Linked DNA regions of Homo sapiens: region 1 is linked to region 2. Evidence: read pairs that join two places in POLR2A ChIA-PET (ENCODE). Cell type or tissue: PC-9. All regions are shown on one strand.

The links. ChIA-PET counts read pairs that join two places held together with the same protein. Peaks named below come from ENCODE experiments on the same cell type or tissue, not always from the same donor. Only the 100,000 strongest peaks of a DNase experiment are listed, where the experiment ranks them.
Region 1: POLR2A ChIA-PET joins it to region 2 with 15 read pairs; 2 of 35 experiments call an interaction of 5 or more read pairs at or near these places.

The regions. Positions count from the first base shown.
Region 1 is chr3:24,707,239-24,715,238 of GRCh38, reverse strand. No RefSeq gene overlaps it. Among named protein-coding and RNA genes, the nearest start is that of THRB, 220 kb to the right of the region's middle. In PC-9, no CTCF peak of the experiment used is centred here; no DNase peak of the experiment used is centred here.
Region 2 is chr3:25,577,862-25,585,861 of GRCh38, reverse strand. It overlaps RARB (retinoic acid receptor beta), which reads right to left. Exons shown (of 8, transcript NM_000965.5): 5 at 5,140-5,316. Among named protein-coding and RNA genes, the nearest start is that of TOP2B, 83 kb to the left of the region's middle. In PC-9, no CTCF peak of the experiment used is centred here; a DNase peak (open chromatin) is centred at 3,451; H3K27ac peaks cover 2,002 bases.

The sequences.
Region 1 (8,000 bases), 870 kb after region 2:
GGACTGCTTGTTCTAATTCTAACCTGCCATGCTGGTAAGTCTGAGTACAATTTATACATCCCACAGTAGTTGGCTGTGTGTAGTAGGTTGAATAAAGTCTCCCAAAGTATCAGATCCCAATTCCTAGAACTTATAATTATTACCTTGTTTGGAAAAAAGGATCTTTGTAGATGTGATTAAGAGTCTTGAGGTGGGGAGATCATCCTAGATTATCTAGGTGTTCCCTAATTGCAATCATAAGTCTCCTTATAAGAGAAAGACTGAGATCCTGTGAGATTCCGCACAGACATTCACAAAGAAGTCAATCTCAAGATGGTACAGAGAGAGATTTAAAGATTCCATCCTTGAAGGATGGAGAGACGTTGCCATAAGCCAGGGAATGCCCGAGTCACACAGGCTGGAAGAGGCAAAGAATAGATCCTCCTCTAGAGTCTCTGGAGAGAGTACAGGCCTGTAGACACACTGAATTCAGCAGAGTAATTTGGTGCTGGAATTCTGGAACTGCAAGAGGATACATTTATCTTGTTCTAAGGCATCAAGTTTGTCATAATTTGATGCAGCAGCCACAGGAAATGAATACAGCACTATAGGAGGAAATTCAGGGCACTGATCCAGAACATAAAAAGAGGAGACCCTTTGGGAACTGTGGAAACAGCACTAGACAGGAAGCCCTTACCCTTTGGTTGATATCTGAGCTCTTTTCTGACACAAAGATACTAGTATATTTCTAAATTCTGCTCTGTGCTCCATGAAAAAAAAACAAAAAGTCTTCCCAAAGTTAGTGTAATCTTTCCTTATACTGCAAAAGGCATGTCCAAATGCTAATTAAAGTTCACCATCTTATCCTACCACATCCTGAGTATGTACTCTAATTGGTTCCAAAACTACCCTCTCCATTTCTCATTATGTCGGTATAATGTTTTCTAGGACACTGCAATTCAAAATGTGATTTACGGGGCAGCTGCATCAATGTCACCTGAGAGCTGGTTAGAAATGCAGGATCTCAGGCCCCTCCCCAGGCCGGTTGAGTCGGAGTCTGCATTTTAACAAATCCCCAGCTGATTGTATTAAAGCATAGGAAGTGCTGCCCTAGGACTCCAGAAATCAACAGCATCTTGAAATGGCCTCAACTAGCAGAGCCCACATGTAAATCCACAGCCAGCCATAAGTATTAGCCTACCAGGAAATCTCAGTGTTTTAAAGAACATCTTAACGACGTGTGGATACAGCACTGAATTCTGCACTGGTTAGCAGGAGACTGTTTTGACATAATACATACCATTAGTAACATTGCAAACATGGTATTTTCTCTAAGAAATAAAGACTATGTCTTTTCCTCAGGATTTGCTAAAATACAGCTTTTATTTGGGGCTCTCCATGTGCCAGGTTTCATGTTGTTTTCTTCAGGCAATGTTATTCTGGTGCCAGCTGAGAAGGGCAAGCTTAGCCTAGCTGGGTTTTCCATTTCCTATTGTTGCTTGCTTGGAAGTTAGCAGCCTCACCTTCTTTGGTACCCAGTTTGAGAGCTCCGTGGGTGTTCTCTGGGCTGGTAATTGCAGGGAGTTTGTTTGGGAACAGTAATGTTTCCACAGTTCCAATTGCTCTGTTTGCCTGGCTCCCAGTTACCAATGTTTTCAGTTTCATTGAGGCATACAAGACAAACTTGTTCATATTTATTTCCCCTGTAAACCTTGTTTGCAACAATGCGGCATTTAACCTGGTATCACAAAAACAGGTAGGGTAATTTCTCCCTATATTTCCCAAATTAGTTGTTCGAAATGTTTTAAATTTGGCCTATTTTGTCAGGATTAAAGCAAAAGTTAGAGTCAATCTACTTTTAGCTGTTCTAACCTACATTCCATTGACATGAAAGGGGCATTCTTGAAGCTGATATATGTGGACACATTATTTTTTTTTCCTATTTGAGTGAAAATGTTTCTCTTGGCTATGTTTGTCCACTGGAAAAGAGTCAGTGATCACCAATAGAGAAGAAACCAAAATGATAACTAATTACTCAAAGAAAAACTCTTTACTAATGACTTATTGTAAAAGAAAGATACAAAACTCATGCACAACTGATTTTAATACTAATTCTGTTTTCTGGAAGAAGGCCTCCTGGGGCTGCACACTATGCCGTCAAAGCCACCAACAGCAAATAATCCAGGAAATCACCAGGGCTGGAAGGTAAATATGAGCAAGTGAAGTTTAATTCTCCTCTCGTGGAGAGGAAAGCAGTTAGAGGAAAGTTAGAAATGGATTCAAATGCTACTCATTCTTCTATCCAAATATTTATTTAAAATAACCATATGGCAAAAAAATTGATATTTGCCTTTACTTTCTATTTCCTCCTAGGCAAACAAATAAATGGCGGTGTTTTTAAATGGATAAACTGGCTTTAAATAAGAACTGTAGAGCAAAGTCAGATTTATTTGGATGTGAGAATCATATAAAAGTCAACGAGGGCATTACTTTTGCTTAAGAAGAAAGCTTTTTTAGTGGCCAACAACTTTGAAGTTGCTATTTTCTGAGAGTAATTCTCCTATCACCTGATATTTCATATTATGGACTGCTAGACACTGGTTCTAATTCAAAATTAGTATAGATTCTATTACCCACATGGTAAGTAGCCATTATAAAAGGGAAACACCTTTGGTATTGCCAATGGGTGTTTCTTTCAGAAACCATCCATGAAATGAAGGATGATGTCAACAGAGTTTGGGAATTTACGGAGAACTGTATAAAAGTGTGTTGCAATTCTGCAGTAACAATCTAAGATGAGGAGGAAGGAATTATCAGCTTGACCTTGTCAGTATTGTACAACCTTGGTTGAACATACTTTCTGAGACTCAGTTTATTGCCATGTAAGATGTATAGTTATATTGGCATACATTAAAAAGTGTTTGTGAAGACTAAATGAGATCTCAAAAGTCAACCTCCCACAGTATTCCGCCTGGCCCATAGTAGCTCAGTTCCTTGCTTGTTGTTCTTTTTACTAACAACTACATTTTCAAGGGTTTGCCCTTTAGTGTATTAATCATACATCTGTATAAAAAAAAGGTTAAGTCTTCATAGCTTGCTATGTTTCTATCCCTAAAATACCCCCACATAAACTCAGTCCCCCATTGGGTTACCACAAATTTTTCCTTGAGTATGCCTGAGGATTATTACCTTTCCTCAACATTCCTACTCCTAAGATTTGACCCAGTTGAAGGCCCTGATCCTTCTGGTTCACATCTCTGAAGAGGAGATGAGCTTCATTTAACTGAACCAGAGAGGGCCTGAGGTTTCAGCTTTGACCAGGATGGAGGGGCCCTGAAAGCCTCACCCTGTGACAGTGTCTTCCAAAAGCATGACGTCCTACAGAAAAACACAGCAGCCCTGAGGCCCATCCGTGAGTTGCACGCTCTGCCAATGGATGAAGTCAGGAAACTGCCACAGTATATACTTGTTAATTGACTCTGTAAATGTAAGTTGTTGGTTCATATAAATAGTTTGCATTTATGACTTTTTAGTTTGCACCATTTATTTCTTAAGTATCTCTAGGAACAAAATGTTATATTTATATACTACCAAAAGTAATAACATCAAAATGATGCAGTATTCCTAAAACAATGTATTTTTTTTCTAAGCTAACAAACAGCTTGATCAGTCCACAGATGTCACATATACATATAGTAAACTCTAACTTTTTATATATAGGACTTTGTGCATGTTACTTTTTTTGCTTGAAATTTATATAGCTTGAATTTAATGAGAAACATAACTTTAGATAGTAATAAAAACTATGAAGAAGTGATTACATATAGGTTAGCTAATACTATGTAGCAAATTACCCCAAAATTCAGTGACTTAAATCAGTAAGAATTTACTATTGCTACAGATCAGCTAAATGAAAGGTTCTTCTGGGCTCAGCCAGGCTTAATCACTTGTCAGTGGACGGTAGTATATTGGGTCAATGGTTCTACTGATCTTGGCATGAGTCTGCTTGACGTGTGGGGATCAGTACTGACAATGGCTGAGACAATTGAGCTCTCCTACACATGGGCTGTCATCCTCCAGCAGGTCGCACTTGCGCTCATGTTGCTTCAGTTTCATTCTATTGGCCAGATCAAATCTACAAGAACAGCCCAGATTCAAGCGGTAGGAAAGTAGATTCTACCTCTTGATGAGAGGCAAAACGTGTGGGTACATAAAGGGATGGAAAATTTTTGGCATTTTTGAAGTCAGTCTATCCCAGTAACTTGATGGCCACTTGGAGAACAGTCATCACAGAAGCTTCTTGAGGTAGGTGACTTTTGAGTTAAGGATGAGGCAGCCTTATGAAGACTCAGGAACCTGCCCTGAAGAGTAGGCAGCACATGAAAAATCCCCGAGGTGAGTCTCCATGACTTTAGTATTTTCAAGGAATGGACACTAGTCCTGTTCGGTTATCCTTCTTTTCCCCTCTATAGTGTAGGAGCCACTTTCACAGGTTGTACATTTGGCAGAGGAGATCAAGATGAAAAGCTTAAGAGTAGAGGTAGAGAAACTAAAGATCTAAGATTCTAGGGACTAGAACTAGGTCTATCTCATTTGCCATAATGAAAAGCAATATCATTGCTTCCACACAGAACTCCCCATTTTGTAATGCTTCCTATCTCTCACAATTTATAGAGGCATTCAGGGTTGGATTTCCAGATGTAGGACACTTGCAAAGATCAAAATAGGGAATTTGTTATTACAGAAGACACTAAACACTATCTCTAGAGGAGATAACTTTCATCCCTGCCACCAAATACTATGAAGTTTTTCTTTCTCAGTTAGGACTATAGAATTTTCCTAAGTAGTTTTACTTGATTCCTTTTTGGCACTATCTTCACAAAAAGATTCCTTCCAGTAACTCAAAGTATAGAAAACTCTAACTCATCACACCAGGGAAATGAATACAGAAACTGCAAGAGGGAGAAGGGCAGTTCAAGGCAAAGTCAAGCTTCTGGCCTGTGTTCCCATAATATCTCCACAGCCAGTATTCTATTAGTCACTTTAATGCCTAACAAGTGGAGTCTCTAAACTAGGAGTCAGAAGGCTTGGGCTCTAGTCTGGATCTGAGCCAGAGAACAAGGTCTATGTCTTGTTCATCTTTATATAACTAGCTATTTTAAGAAGAATTAAATAGGCAGGCTAAATGCTGGCTGGCTGGTTGGTTGGTTGGCCAGCAGGCTGTCTGGTGACTGGATAAATGAAGGAGAATGAAGGGAGTGAAAAGAGCACGGGTGAGAGTGAGATTGTCCAAAACAAGAAAGAAATGCCTGAGACATTGCCAACAGATGATTAGTTTTCTCTTAGTTGGCCACGTATAAGAAAATAGACATTGGATTCATTTCCAAATGAATTATCATACCACCCCATAAAGACTGAAATCAGGGATGTGATTTTGAGCAAGTCTGTCAAACTTCCTAGGCATCAACATTCTCATCTCTAAAATGGAACAGCTGGACTAGATGATTTCTAGCTCTAATATTCTAGTGTTCTATTACGTTTACTTCTGAGTACAAGAAAACCTCTGGTGATGAGAAATACATCTCGGAAGTTCATCAGTATATGGGCAGTGGCTCTTTATGCCATTTTCTTTTTTCAATGGAAAAAAATGCTTAGAAAACATTACTTGTTGACATCATTTAAAATATTGAAATCAGGCAATGTTGAATTAAGCATTTTAAGCATATGGAATTTTTACAGTGAGAAAAAAACAAACACTAAATTAATTTTCTCTGTGGATTTTTTGATTCTGTAACTCATCCTGTAATGGGGTCCAGAATCCCTTTGACAAGAGACTAATTCCACCTTACCCTTCAAAAATCTCCATCTGATATGTCTGCTGATTGGTCAGAATTCTGTTCCTTGTTTATAACCCCTCTCCCCACTTTTTTCACAGGGAACTTCCTTTTCTCATTCCATGTTCTGGTGGCTGTCAAGCATGTCACCAAGTTCCACCACCAGACACAGAAATGGGCACACAACCAGAGGTGTCCATTCACATTCTACTTTCTAGGAGTTCATTTTTGGATGGCTACATCAAGAGACATAAGTGTTTTTAGAGCTGAGTCATTCAAGGACAGTATGCAGTAGAGAAATAGCTGAAGGTGTTCTGGTCCTAAAATTTCAGGCGTGATTTTCCAACTCAAGTTTACATCAGAATCACCTGAGGGCTTGTTATAACATCACTGATGGACCCCACTCCAAGATTTGTGGCTTAATAAGTTTGATGTGGGGATGAGAATTTCCAATTCTAACATGTTCCAAAGTGATATTGATGTTTCTGGTTTAGGGATAACACTTTGATAACTAATTATTTCTAGAACCACCCTGTATCCTTTTTTATTGAGGACTGGTTTTCCAATGCCTCCCTCAAACTATAAACTATTCAGCATCCTTCTCACAAATTCAATGTTCTTGTGTAAGTTACTTGGGGTTGGTCAGATCCTATAACTTGTAATAGAATGTTGGAAACAGATTTTTCTGACTCATGGGATGCAGTAGTAAATACCTTAAGTACTCTCAGTCAAATACTTACATTCACAAAGGCCACAGAAACGCAGATGAACCCTGCCATTTACTGCTCCTTCCCTGACTTTCCGTCTGCTCAAGACTTTCCCATAGTCACGCTCCAACCCCAGCACTGCCTAAATTTCCTCTGTTCCAAATACTTGCGAGCCTTGACTAAACCCATTGTTCTAGGAAGTCTCCCTTTTCTTCCCTCTTCTTTGAAAACAAACCTTACGTTGCTTACTTATTTTAAAACTTCATTTTGCTTGACATCCAAACTAAGTTTTATTTTGTGGTATTAAGTTACAGTGGTGGTCTTCTTCTTAAAAATATTCTTCCCATAGCATCCCCAAAATAAATACTCATATTCAGGATACTCTCCTACTCTGCTGGGAGTAGTTTCCAGAAATTTCAACAACTTGCTTCAAAGCCAGCTGCTCTCTTTATAGCTTCTGAATTTAACAACCCTCAAAGCTGAACTGAAGATATCTAATCTTTGCTAGTGTTTTACAAGATGATAAACTTCAAGCTCACATAGATTTAGAGAAGTTCCTTTTATCAGACTAACTCCTTCTGTTCCTCTGGAATCTCAGCTTCAATATCACCTCCTCCTTCTGGGAAGTCATTCCTGCCTCCTGCCTCAGGACTGATGTTGTTGCCCAGCCTGTAGTTCCCATAGCAACTTTTCTTCCCCTATTAAGTCAAACCACCTTCTTTTCTGATACTTCTGATACATTTCTTTATTCATTCTTTCCTCCATTCAATGGTAAGCTTCTTGATAATTCTCTCTTAATATATCCCCAGTACCTAGGAGAGTGCCTTATCTGCTGTACTCAAAAAATATTCATTGAACATTGTGTAGATATAAAATGTGTTATACTTGATGAGTATACATTGAGTATACATTGTTTTTCCGTGTCCAGCATTCATTTCCCCCTTCTCATAACTGCACCAGGGCATTCCTTCGGTGTATTCATCTTTCCCACACCCTCAATTAATGTGCTTTTAATATGGTAGACTCCACTCTGGGATCCTGGGAGGTACAGGATCAAAGCTTAATATTTTAAGCATCTTTGACCAAGAGTCTAAGTATGTTTTTTCCCTGGCTTTAATTAATGAAGTGATTCTTTGATAAAGTAGGGTAGAACTCTGAAATAGCTCAAAGCATTTTCCAACAAAAGTCCTTTAATTTTTTGCCCAAGAAAAATTGCCGCATTACAAAAGTCCAAAGGTCCTCTTTGGAGTGCATATAAGCCAAACTTTCTAAAAGACCCCTGGCACACCTAGCCATTTTCTAAGAGTATCCTGGCATGCCTGGCCAGTCCTATCTTTCCAATTACAGTGATTGGTTCAGGAAAGGAAATGACACTTCGCCAATCTGAGAGTTTGGCTAGCTGGGCAAAAAGCCTCCCTCTTTCTGCTGGGTTGACTAAGCCTGGAGGTGCTGGTGACCACCCTTACATCCTCATAAGAAG
Region 2 (8,000 bases):
CACTGTTTACTAGCTGCGCGACCTGGGGAAAGTCACTTCCCCTCTCTGAGCTTCCTCCTGTGTTGACAAATACAATCAGTCCCGCTTCTGAAGTTCCAGCTTTGAGAAACATAGGCAGTGGCTCTTTTACAAGGGCAACCCCGGCAGAGGCAAGATGGCATGAGCCCCTGTCCAGGAAGGAAGGACCCTCTCGCTGCTTCTGCTGAGTGGCCTGGTTGCACCACCCACGCATCACTGTGGCATACCAGCTTTCCCCATCATTTGCCCACGGGGCTGATATGAAAACCCTGTCTTCAGAATCACAAGTGAATCATTATCCCTTGCTGTGTTCCCACATGGTTTAATTTCATTGTAAAAAATACAGCACTTAATGAATTCTCCACCACAGTCTTTAAACAAACCCTGGCAAAGCAAGTCATTTTCTCATCCGAAAATTTGTTCAAGGTTTTCTATTTTGCAAAAGCAATTTTGCCCTCCTTTATCCAGAGGCTGGAAACTCTTCCAGGGAGCTCTATGGGTCTTTGCCTTCCCCTTGGGCCTCAGCTGCCTCACCTGCAAAATGTGGACAATAACAGGACCCCTGAGGGCATAGTGCGACTTAACAATAATACCGAACATAACTGAGGCCTGTAGGGTGCCACACACTGTTCCAAGCTCTACGTGCTACTTCATTTCATGCTTTCTAGAGCCTGAAAGGAAGCTTCTATTGCCATCTTCATTGTAAATACGAGGCAACTGAGGCTCAGAGAGGGAAGTAACTTTCCCAAGGTCACACAGCTAGTAAGCAGCAGAGCCAGATTTTGAACCCAGGCAAGCTAGTTTCAGAGCCCACATTCAACAGCTGGGGCAAGCTGAAGGAAAGCAGGATCTATGTGGAGCCAGGATTGCGTGCAGTGGGGTGGGGGCGGAGGGTGAGGGGAGGAGATAAATACTGTGGCAAAAGTAGGGGCAGGCCAGGCGGGGTTGGAGTTGACTGTAGAGTCCAACAGGGCAGGGACCCTCCACTCTGCCATCTCACATCCACGAGGTAAGTGCTCAGTAAATACATGTGAGAATCATGACTTCAACCAATATTGACGCAGTGCTACATGACAAGACAGAGCAAACGTTTAAACCAAAAGTCAGACCGTGGTACACCTCTGCTCAAAACCCAGTGACTCTATAGGATACCAAGAAGGAGAATCTGTGCACGATCACAGGCCCCACTCCAGGATCTAAGGTCTCGCCCCCGCTGGCTCACTCCCTTCCAGGCACACTCACTTCCTCCAACCTGCCGGGGCTTCCTCTGCCCCAGGGCCTTTGAACTCCACTCTCTCTAGGCTCCCCACGACTCACACACCCCTCCCATCAGTGTCTTTTCTTGGGCCTGGCTCTTTCTGGGAAACACTGGGAAATTGTTTCTTCATTCAGGTTTCTTCAAATGCCACCTGTGTCTGAGCTACAGAAACAAGCCCCAGCCCTCCTTTGTTGTGCTCCATCCCTGATTCTGCTTCTGTTCTCCTCTGTTGCATGTAAGACGCTGTCTAATCCACGTATCTGCTTGCTTACTGTCTGTGTCCCCCCACCAGGAGAAGGTCGGCTCCATGAGGGCTGGGGTTTTAGCTTGGTTCCCTCTGCTGCCTCCTCAGAGCCTAGAATAGTGCGCGGCACACAGTAGGTCATCAACAGATATTTGCGGAAGGAAGAAGAGAAGGATGGGAGGGAGGGAAGAGGGGTGGAGGGAGAGAAGAGGCAGAGAAACCGAAGTCTGACCACCTCAAGGTTTGTTTTTACGATTTTTATTTTAAGTTGAGAGAGACTTGATCCTAATTACGTGCAGAGGAGAAGAGGCAGGTGAGAGAGAGTGGAAGAAAAGGCATAAAGGAGATTGAACGAGAAGGAAACATGGGGGCAGAGCCAGGTGAAGGGGTCACTCCTGCTCCGGGGCTCCCTCACTTGCCTGAACACAGCCCTAGGATGCTACCAACTCTTGAGTGAAGAAAGAAACATAAAAAACCCATCTGCAGTGGTTATGAAGAGGCTGCCTGTCTTAATAGAGACATTTTTGGCTACTTGGCTCCTGTGGGAAAACATGAAACTCAAAGTGTGGCCTCAGAATCTTCTGGACCCAACCTCGTGAAGGAAGCCCGGCTGTGGGCTGCCCACTAAATGGTCCCCACCGAGCAAAGGCTAGGATGGGAAATTCCCCTGGAAGGTGAGCAAGGGCAGGACAGGTGAGGCCTTCCATCCCCATCTGCCTGTATTATGAGGGCTCTCACCTCATGATTCTGAATCAACCCTTCCTGGAGAGCCTCGGCTGCGTGTCCCGCAGCTGACCGCATCTTCCTGTGAAAGTGCCAGCCCTGGCAGGCGTGCAGTTGGAAGCATTACCTTGTCTTGTTGAGAGACCACACACAACACGAGACACGTGGCTCTGAACAGGCGGTACTCAATCAGGGCTGGTGACCCTTGAGACAGCCTGGGTTTCCTTTCTAGGGTCTGAGAATAACCTCAGCCTGGGTCTGTCTGTCTGTCCATCCGCCTGGTTACTCTGTCCCACTCTATCCATATATCAATGACTTAGATAAGAAGATTCTTCTAAACAGCTCTGCCAGTTAATATTCTCATTCAAAATATGCTCTTTGAACTTGCGTACTTTCAGGATCTTGTGATTAATTGCCTTTGCTACAAATTCTTGGAAACAAGCTCTTGCCTAGGGCCAAATGGGTATTCCTTCGAACTTTGTCTGGTATGATTGGAGGTCTTTGCCCTTTAACTATCGGGACATTTTCCTCCCTGGCCTATTGCACCCCAACCCAGACTCCTCACCCCCATGGCCCAGGAAGGAGTGGTTGAAAGTTTCCTGATTCCCACCACAGGGCTGAAATTGCCCACGTTAACCCAGCTTTGGCCTTGTCATCAACATCATTGGCTAAGTACCTACTACGTGCTAGGTATTACAGCTGTTAATGTATTTAATCCCATTTAAGTAATTACCTTATTTAATGCCTTGTTGATTTGCATTTCTATTTTGTACATAGGTAAACAGAGGCTTAGAGAAGTTAAATAACTTCACCAAGGTCACAAAAATTGGTTTCTGTTCTACTGACTCTACCAAGGGGCTAATGGCTAATGCTTGGATCCATGGGGCTGGAAGAGTGCTGCAGGATTCAGTGTAAGCTGAGATGTGGGAAGAGAGGTGCTGGAGGCAGGAAGGGGATTTCTAAATTGAGGAAGGGGATTTAAATCTTGTGGAGACTGCACCCTGATCACTAAGTGTGTGGCTGTGCAGAAATAAGACACTTTCCCGGAGGATCTCAAAGCATACCTCTCACTCCATATGTTGGGGCTGAGTATCACAAACTGTCATCATCTGGCAACTAGACAAAAGAAGGATTAAGAAACAAGCAGAAGGTCAAGGTCAGAGCCTGAGGCCTGGGAAGGCTCCAGGCCCTGCTGGGTGGCTGCGTGATGCAGGGCTGTCAGAATGACACAGCATTGCTTGCTGTGGACTTGATTTGCTGTGAGTCACCTCACAGACCACTCAGACACTGTGGTGGTAACTCCAGTCTCTGCTAATATCTTGGAAGTGTTATGAGGTTTAGGGGAAATTCTACTGAGTGTTACATTTTAAGTTCTTGTCAGGAAAGCATTAAAAGGCCCAGTAATTTTCATTCATTATTCTAATAGCTCATTGTTAACATCATTATTGATTCGCCCACATTGTCTCTGTTACTCTCTGGTGGTCTAGCTCACTGTGGCCCACAACTCTCTCATCTCTGCTATCCCTAAGGGCTCCTGTTTATGCTTCATATCCTCTTTTACATCCTGTTAGGCCTGGAGGTAGCCCAGTACCACTCTGGCCGTATACCCCACTCCACCCCGATCTTGCACCACCCCCATCTGTGACCTTGGGAAGATCCCTGCCCTCCTGTCTTAGTTCAGGCTACTGTAACAGAGACCTGGCCCCTTAAACAACAACATTTGCTTCTCCTAGGTCTAGAGGCTGGAAGTCTGAGGTCAGGGAGCTGGCATGGCTGGGTTCTTGGTGAGGGCTCTCATCTTAGGTCACAGCTGCCTTCCTGCTATATCCTCACAAGAAAGAGAAAGGGAGCTCTGGTGGCTTCATCTCCTCATAAGGGCACTGATTCCATCTTGGGGCTCCACCCTGTAACCTCACCTAAACCTAATCGCCCCCGCCCAAAGACCCCACCTCCTAATACCATCACATTGGGAATTAAGGCTTCAACATATACATTTTGGGAGGATGCAAATATTCAGTCATAGCACGTCTGTGGGCCTCAGTTTCCTCACCTGTAAAAAGGGGATCCCTGATGCCCCTTCGCTCCCTGCCCTGCTCACGCTACTGCTTCTAGAGCCTTAAAGAGGGTAAGGGGGTCAGCACACTTTGTCTTCCACAGGCTGGAAGTCCACCCTCTCTTTCCCTGGTGGGGGCTTCAGGCTGGGACTGTTTCCTTGGATGGGAGCAGCTCCCATTAGACGTATGTACGCAGGGAGGCCCATGGAGAAAGTGGGATGGGGGACTGGCCTCCAGGGATGCATCAGAACATAGGGAAAGTAAAATCAGCTTTTGAAGTGCTATAAAAACATTGCTTTTTTATTAGGTCTCTCATAGCTTTGGGTATAAACCATTCTGCAAAGCAAATACAGTTACTATAATTAAGCACACGAACGCACTCCCACTTAGGAGGAGAGAGGTCCCCGTGTGTGGTGGTCGCACAGGAAGCTTGAATGTTTATGTGTCCTGTTTGCTAAACAGACCTGAGGAAGAGTGGCAATGATTACTCAGTAACTTACAGGTGCCAGGGGTCCTGAGAGCATATGTGATGATTTTGTTTCTTGTAAAATCAGGGGGTCTGGGGTAAACTTAGAAACAGACCAGCATTCACCTGTAGAGTTTGCCAACCTCAGCCCATTTGAGCCTCGCAGACCTCAGTGAGCCTGAGGGATGGGAATTCAGCCCATTTCACAGATAAGGAGCCAGAGGCTAGGTGAGTCCACCTACTAAGTCAGGTGAGTGCTAGAGTCGAAACTCAAAACCTCCTCTGGAGATCTTCAATGTCTCTTGGTCCCCTCCCTCCCCTCCACGGTGCCCTCTCTCCCTCCCCAGACCCATTGAGAGCTCAAAAAGGCACATACCAGGATGTCCAGGCAGGCGGCCTTCAGCAGGGTAATTTGGTCTGCGATGGTCAAGCCAGTGAAACCAGGCAGACGTTTAGCAAACTCCACGATCTTAATAATGCACTTGGTGGCCAGTTCACTGAATTTGTCCCAGAGGCCCAGGTCCAGTCGGACTCGATGGTCAGCACTGGAATTCTAGGAGAGAGAGAAAATGTCATCAGATACAGTTTCCGGGAAGCTCTATAGGAGGGGAGAAATTCAATGTGTTTCCAATTAGAGGGGGTGACATGTCAGCCTTGAGCAGGCAGGTTGTTGGTGGGACAGCTACATTTTTTTTAGCCTGGATTCATCCTTTTTTTGTGTGTGTGAGACGGAGTCTCGCTCTGTCACCCAGGCTGGAGTGCAGTAGCACGATCTCAGCTCACTGCAACCTCCACCTCCCGGGTTCAAACGATTCTCCTGCCTCAGCTTCCCAAGTAGCTGGGATTACAGGCGTGTGCCACCATGCCCAGCTAACCTTTTGTATTTTTAGCAGAGCCAGGGTTTCACCGTGTTAGCCAGGATGGTCTCGATCTCCTGACCTCATGATTCACCCGCCTCGGCCTCCCAAAGTGCTGGGATTACAGGCGTGAGCCACTGTGTCCGGTCGGATTCATCCTTTTAAAACACTTAAAATCTTATGCCTGTACCACTGGATAATCAAGTAACAGAGGAGAGGAAGTATCTCTGTATGCAGTTATCCAGCTAACAAACAAGAAAGGAATGAGGAGTCACCATTTTCTAACTCTGATGAATGAATGGCTCTAAGCATTGACCATCAGTACTTGTTAATCTCTTAAAAACACGCCACCTGTCATGCTGATGTCCTGATGGAAAAACACACCACCACCCATGAAATATTCTGGCCAGAAATCAAACTTGAATCTGACTGAGACTCTAGATAACCTCAGGAAATCCAGGGACACGGTAAACTACACAAAGTGGGTACAGCTATCAACATCCAGAATGCCAGAAAATCCACAAAACCAATGAACTGGTTTCTTCAATAAGAACATTGCAAGAGAGAAAAACAAGTGGAGAGAGAAATCTATAGATTGAAAGCAACTCAACCCAAATGCTCATTAACTGATGGGTGGATAAATAAATTGTGATTACAACTTTGCAATGAAAATGCTAGGTAGCGTTAATAAGGAAGGAAACTGTAATACATGCTACAACATGGATAAACCTTGGAAGCATGCTAAACCAAAGAAGGCAGACATAAAACGCCCATACTCAAAACGATTCCATTTATATGACGTTCTGGAAAAGGCAAAACTATAGTGATTGAGAACAGTTCAGTGGTTTTCCAGGAGCGGGAAGGCAGGTGGGGACTGACCACAGGTGCACAAGGAAACTCTCTGGAGCAATGGAAATATTCTACATCTTGACTGGAGTCAGGTTATGTGACTGTATACTTTTATCACACTCATCAAACTATACCTTTAAAAAAGATAAAAATTACATTATGTAAAATATACTGCAATAAACCTGACTTAAGATACTGAGAAAACTGACAACCAATTGCATGGTGTAAACCTTATCTAAATTTTAATTCAAAAAATAAACTGTAAAGAGGTGGTGATATATATGAGAAAACCAGAAATATGAGCTATTAGGTGTTAGAGATCATTTTATTTTAGGATGGTAATAATGGCACTGATGCTTTACTTTCGTTTGCAGGAGCTTCTTTCATTTAGAATACATATTAAGATATTTACAGATAAAATGATGAGATATTTGTAATTTACTATCCAACAAAAGGCTGACGTTTGGTTCTCTGACAAATGTAAACAGCTCAGGAGAGGTACTGTGTTTCTCAAACTGATATCTTTAGTTCCCCACCTCAGTTAAAATCAGTCTACAGGAAGTGAATAAAACTAGCTCTTGCTTTGAACGTCTGCATGGAAAGCCAGAAAGAAGAGTTTGCACGAGGTGCCACAGACACTGTAAAAACGAAGGTGGTCAACTTTGCCTTCCACGACGTTCCTTGTGGAGAGTAGACATGCATCCTCCAGATTTATTTTATTCCTTCCTCAAGGACCTTGGTGGTATACAGTACACTTGAGGGAACATGAGATCAAGATGTGTGGCCATTTGGGCCGTAATTAAATTTAATAGGCAGTTTATCCGGTTCGTAGGAAGATGACACGGAAGAGAGGGACGGAGAGTCAAGCTTATGGAGGGAAATCATTTTACAATAGAGTATCCATCTGGAAAAAAAGACATTGCCCCGACCCAGCAAGTGTGAACGAAACCTTCATCAACATTGCATGAGGTAACTTTATCACGCGCCAGGGCTGAGAGAGAGGAGCCTGTCGTACCTTCTATTAAAAATAATGCACAGCCGTCTTAACGGCATGTAAATCTAACTCACTATTATGCAAACTGAAGGGAAGAGGCAGTTAATAAAACACAAAATAACCTGGTGTTTTATTATACTGGCTGCTGGATTCATAGGCATGAGGCTTCAAATGGCTTATATATTATCTTCCAGCTGCGGCAAATGGAGAGCCCTGGCCTGCTTGGGTTGGTAATGAAGGCGGCTGTGGGGAGCACCAGCGAAGCGTGGATTTTCAGCAGCATTTCTGAGTGTGCAGGGAGGAAAACCAACAGAGAAGGAGAAGCAGAAAGTGGGGTGGTGAGGAGTGACCCTTGCTGTGAGTATGAGGCAGGCTGATGAGGAAAACAGCCAAGCCAGAAGGGCAAGGGGCTCTCCTCCATCTGCTGCCGACTGAGAGTCTGGCCAGGGCTTCCAGAGGAGGTCCCCTCTTCGGCAGGGGCTACAGGAGCTGCAGCGCCTCCCCAGGATGCCGCGTGGTGGCCCATATATGGAGGGT